2 separate regions of the Homo sapiens genome follow, and region 2 is linked to region 1. Evidence: chromatin loops called from intact Hi-C (ENCODE). Cell type or tissue: PC-9. All regions are shown on one strand. Links, peaks and the distances in the headings refer to the core of each region. The heading gives the core; the rest is flanking DNA. Region 1 overlaps LOC107984933 (a long non-coding RNA gene). Region 2 has its middle 320 kb from the start of LINC01648.

Region 1 (2,917 bases), core at 301-2,800:
AAATCTATTAATGAACTGTAATTGCAAAGACAGACCCTTTATTGAAACCTGGTAATCAATTCACTATGGAGCAAAGAGGTTCCCAAGACCTAAAGATGATAAGAAATGTATATTAATTAGCTTAGTTCTTTATCTGTATAAAAATCAAGCAAACAAAAATATTGGCTGCAAAGCAATTTGCCATCTGCCAATAGACTCTGGCTGCCCTGGGGAGATGCTGGTTTCCTTTTTCCTGAAATTTGTTTATAACTTGCTGTTAATCAAACCTAGAGCAGAGAGATATGTGGAAATTATATGGAGACGACGGATTTCATGAGGACCTTGAGCAGACATGGGAAGAATTGCGACAAACGAGCAGCGGGAACTTGGGTTGCAAGACCCCACGATGCCAGCCCTGCCTTGCTGGGAGCTTGGCAACAGAGCCCTTTCTGAATCAGCCCCTCACAGAGAGAACGTGATCTACAGGATGGCAGGTGCCCGAGGATGGCTGTTCCAGAAGATTCCATATAGGTCGGTCTCCCTAGAAGCAGAGCCTGAGACGGAGATGTGTGGGGATGTGTGGGATTGTGGAGGGCATACCCTCAGGAGAACGGGAGTGACGGAAGCAGCAGAGGGCAGGCAAGAAGCCAGACCAGGGCATGGGCTCAACGCGAGTTCACCCCCAGCCTGAGCCCACGGGGAGCTCTGGAACGTCATCTGTGGCACCACACGGCTCTCCTGCCCTGGGCAGTGAGATAGATTTTTTTGAACCCTGTGTCATTAGCTGAAGGTCACCGTGTGGGGAGAGTTTAACCTCTTAGCCTTTGCAAGGTGAGTCTGCAGTCAGCGCTCTTGAGCTGAGGTTAATACTCACTGCAGCCAGAAAGAATTGGTGCCCTGGTCAGTCAAGAGGATCTGGGTGGGTACCAGCTGTCACGCCTGTTATGGCTTGGGTTGTGTCCTCCAAATATTTATATGTCGAAAGCCTAATCCCTAGCACCTCAGAATGTGGCCTCATTTGGAAATAGGGCCTTTACAAAGAAAGGCAATCAATTTAAAATGAGGTCATTGGGGTGGGCCCCAATTCAATATAACTAGTGTCCTTGTAAAAAGGGGAAACCTGGACGTAGAGACACACATACCAAGAGAATGCCATATGAAGATGGGAGCAGCAATTGGGTAACGCTTCTACAAGCCAAGGGACGCCGAAGATTGCCAGCCATCCATCCCCGAGAAGCTAGGGGAAGACATGGAACGTATTCTTCCTCACAGCCCTCAGAAGGAACTCACATTGCTGGCACCTTAAATGGGGACTTCTAGCCTCCAGAACTATGAGGGAACACAATACATTCTGTCCTTGAAGCCCCTCGGTTTGTGACACATCGTTATGGCAGCTTTAGCAAACTAAAAGCCCATCTGTGACTCCAGCCACCACCAACATCTGCTGATTCTGCCCACCCCACCAGAAGGCTCGCCTCTGATAATAGCCTCCTTATTTCCCTGGAGAAACCCTCTCGGTCCTAAGGGGTCCTGCAGAAATCACCCCACCCCAGATGGAGGGGTAGCCAGAACCCCAGGTCTAGCCAATCAGAGCCTTGCTTCCCCAGCCACAGTGACTGGTTCAGGCATGAGCACATGACCCAATCTGAGCCAATCAGGCTGAATTCCGGCCCTGTCCGTGGAATCAGAGACCACAGGGTGTGAGCGTGGAACCATGGAGCCATCTAGAGGAGAGAGCCTGTCTGTGTGTGAGGCTGGCATGGTGGAGACCAGAGCCAAGAATGGAGACCTGATGATATCATTTAGTTAACCATAAGGCTTTCATTTCCCCCATCATCCTGATTTCTATAAATATATTTCATCCAATGTATAACTAAACTGTTTCAGATCAATTTTGGAACTTATAAATTTAAATACTACAAAAAAATAGGTTGATTCAGACTGCAGTCCAGGGCGATCTTGAATTAGGAAGTGACACTACGTTATTAAACAAAATTATAGCAATCATTTATTAAAGGTGAATTACATACTGTAAGTGCCAGGCATTAATGCATTTGTTTTATATGCATTACCTTAAACCTCACAACCACAACCCTTCCTGTGACGTGAGGCCTATGATTTCCTCATTTTTCAGTTGAAAAAACTTGTGTTACTTTCAACCAGCCATTCCTCTACCCTGATACCAAAAAAGCCAAAGACAGCACACAAAAAGAAAACTACAGACCAATATCCCTTGTTTCTTTCTTCTGCCTTCCTGTGGGTTATGTGAATAGTTTTTTTAGACTTCAATTTTGACTTATCTATACTGGTTTTGAGTATATCTCTTTGTATAGTGTCTATAGTGGTTACTGTCAGTTACATTACATTAATATATAGATAATTTATCACAGTCTACTAGTGTCATCATTTTGCCAGTTTGAGGGAAGTATAGAAAGCTTGCCTCCCTTTACCCTCCTCGTTAATAATATAAATTTCTTAACTATTTCTTCTATATACATTTAGAACCACATCAGAAAGTGCTATAATTTTTTTCAACCATCAAATACAATTTAGAAAACTTAAGAGGAGAGTAAAAGTTCATTATATTTACCCATACTTTTGCTTACTGTGTTCTTTCTTCTTCCTGGTGTTCTATGATTCCTTCTTTTACTGTTTCTTCTCCATTTAGAGAGTGTTTTAGCCATTCTTTTAGGGTACGTTTCTGTTAGCAACAAATTATCTTAGTTTTTCTTCATCTGAAAATGTCAATTTCCCCTTCATTTATGAAGGGTATTTTCCCTGAATATAGGATTCTGGGTTGACAGTTCTTTTCTTTCAGCACTTGAAAAAAATGTTGAGCCACTTCCCTCTAGCCTCCATGGTTTCTGATGAGAAATCCTTTTTTGTTCTAATATTTTTCCCCTGCAGAGAGGTTGTCATTTCTCCCTCACTGCTTTCA
Region 2 (2,917 bases), core at 94-2,593, 200 kb before region 1:
ATCAAAATCACAGGGAGACACCACCCACATCCATTAGGATGCCTACTATCAAAAACAAAACAAAACAGAATACAACAAGTGATGGTGAGGATGTGGAGAAATTGGAACCTTGTGCACTGTTGGTGGGAATGTAAAATAATGCAGCCCCTGTGGAAACAGTATGGCAGTTATTCAAAAATTAAAAATAGAATTAGTATATGATTCAGCTATTTTACTTCCTTATATAAATCCAAAAGAAGTGGAGATTGGGTTTTAAACAGATACATGTATATCCATATAGTTTTAGTTGGGGATCTCCAGAGAGACAGAACTGATGATAGGAGACATAAAGAGAGATATGAGAAGACATATTAGAGGAACTGGCTTACTCCATTATGGAGGCTGAGCAGCCCACCATAGGCCATGTGCAAGCTGGAGAACCAGGGAAGCCAGTAGTGTGGCTCAGCTCAATCTGAAGGCCTCAGAACCAGGGAAGCCAATGGACTCTCAGTCCAAGGCCAAAGGCCTGAAAGCCTCTCAGGGAGTTGCTGGTGTGGAGTTCAAAGATCGGAGAACTTGCAGCTCTGATGTCCAAGGATAGGAGAAGGGTAGAAGAAGCAAGACTTTGCCCTTCCCCTGCCTGTTTGCTGCATCAAGACCCTCAGCTGAATGAATGGTGCCTGTCCACATTGAGGGCGGGCCTTCCCCACTCAGTCCACTGACTCATACACCAATCACCTCACAGACACACCTGGAGCAGCCCAATCATTTCAATCAAATGCCAAACCACCTGGGTTTCCCTTAGAGCACAAGACAGATGGGCTCAGCACCCCCGAATTCCACCCAAAGCAGAAGTCCTTTCCCAGGGTTCTGGTGCAAAGCAACCCTCCAGGGGTGGGCATTTGGGAATAATTAATGCTTATATGTAAAATGGGTAACCGTCTGGGTATCCCTTAACCCAGTCAAGCTGACATCCCAAATCAACCATCACACATATTCACAGCAGCATTACTCACAATAGCCAGAAGGTGGAAGCAACTCAAGTGTCTGCCCATAGATGGATGAATGGATAAACAAAATTTGGCATGTACACACAATGGAATATTATTCAACCTAAAATAGGAAAGAAATTCTGACACAAACTACAAGATGAATGAAACTTGAGGACATTATAAGCAAAATAAGACAGCCACAAAAAGACAGATAGTATATGATTCCACTTCCATGAGGTACCTAGATGGAGTCAAATTCATAGAAACAGAGAGAAGAATGGTGGTTGCCAAGGTCTTGGGGGAGCAGAGAATGGGGAGTTAGTGTTTAATGGGTACAGAGTTTCAGTTTGGGAAGATGAAAAATTCTGGAGATGGTGGTGGTGATGGCTGTATAACAACATGAGTGTTCTTAATACTACTGAACTGTACATTTAAAAAAGGTTAAGATGGTATATTTCATTACATGTATTTTACTATAATTAATAATTTTTACTAATATATATGACAAAAGATGTATGTCCTAAAGCTTCTAGAACCACAAGACTATGATGGAGACACAACATTGAACAATCCAGAACTCTCAGACTAGCCAGGTCTCCTAGATTTTAACTCTCATCCTTTACTTGGAGAGGGAAACTAAAGCTCAGAGAGGCTGTGTGAGCTCCCTGAGGTTGCACAGCAGGTTAGGAGGAAAGTCAGACTCACACCTTGCCCCTTGCTCGTTCTCTCGATTCTGCACCTAGTTCCCCAGACACTGTCTCAAGTGGCTTCCAGAAAACATTTACCAGGACCCACATTTACATCAACACTCATGACTCCTGCACCAAGACCCAGAGGGCTCCAGGGCAGTCATTCTGGCTTGGTATTTGAGGACCCCTTCCCATGGTGCTCTGCATACTCCCAGGACCCTTCACTACCCCTGGACCCTGAAAACCTGGGCACCTCCTCTCCCCTTCATTTCCTATCAAGACCTCGTTTTATATCCCAGGCCTTCCTCCCCATCTGCCATATGCGACGCTTCCTTCGGCACATCCTCTGCATCCCACAGCTGCCTGCCACACTCTGGCGGAGAGGCAAGGCTGTGGGCTCACACGGGGGTTGAGGGCCCCCGTGATCACCCTCAGCCAGTGACAGCACACTGCAAGTGGACACCCAGGAGCAGCCTCAGCCACCAGGCCCTAGGAGGAGGGTGACACCTTTCAAGGAATCATGACTCTTTAGTGGCCACTGCCTTCCCATTCACCCACCCCTCCTTCTTAGCACAGATTACAGCCTCCACCTTGATGACTGTGATCTGATGAGGCTCTTCCTCTCTCCCCAAAATGTTGGAAAGGATGATGATCTGTGGGTCAGAGTCCTTGGTTCTACTGTTTACAGGCTATGAGACCCCAGGCAATCAAGTCCCCTCTCCAAGCCTCGGTTTCCTCATCTGTAAAATGGTGACACAAGTAATGAATCCTAGTGTGTATAACATTGGAATAGAATTATCAAGCAAAGTCCCAGACTCTTAGAAAGGGCTCAATAAGTGTTCACAATAAAGGTTTCTTCTCTCCTTCTTTCATTTCAGTGAACTAGGAAGAGCGTAAGTTTTGACATCAGGAAGTGCTGGGCATGAATCTTTGATCCACGACTTAGCGGCTATATGAACTTGGACAAGTTGCTTAACTTCTCTGAACTTGTTTCCTCTTTTGTTAAAACAAACAAAAACGGGTTCTCCTCTCATTGAGTTGTTTCATTGAATATTAAATGAGTTACAGCAAGCCAAGAGCCAGCAAGCCAGCACAGTGCCCAGTACATAGTAGGTGCTCAACACATGCCACCTAATCCCTCCCACCAGGTCCCCCTCCCTGCATCCTCTGCACAGACAAGCTGGGTCAATACCACATAAAACACCACATTGACCCCACTTGGCCTTTCTCTTCTGTTCCTGCCCCGCTGGCCACGCT

Evidence for each region. Hi-C counts contacts between places; a loop is a spot of excess contacts. Peaks named below come from ENCODE experiments on the same cell type or tissue, not always from the same donor. Only the 100,000 strongest peaks of a DNase experiment are listed, where the experiment ranks them.
Region 2: a loop joins it to region 1, with 5 times the contacts of the local background. A loop is called at or near these places in 8 of 110 quality-filtered maps.

The regions. Positions count from the first base shown.
Region 1 is chr1:29,512,254-29,515,170 of GRCh38, reverse strand. The region is part of intron 1 of LOC107984933 (a long non-coding RNA gene); the gene reads right to left. Among named protein-coding and RNA genes, the nearest start is that of LINC01756, 160 kb to the right of the region's middle. In PC-9, for the core only: CTCF peaks have their summits at 1,495 and 1,694 (motif pointing left); no DNase peak of the experiment used is centred there.
Region 2 is chr1:29,712,158-29,715,074 of GRCh38, reverse strand. No RefSeq gene overlaps it. Among named protein-coding and RNA genes, the nearest start is that of LINC01648, 320 kb to the left of the region's middle. In PC-9, for the core only: a CTCF peak has its summit at 1,056 (motif pointing right); no DNase peak of the experiment used is centred there.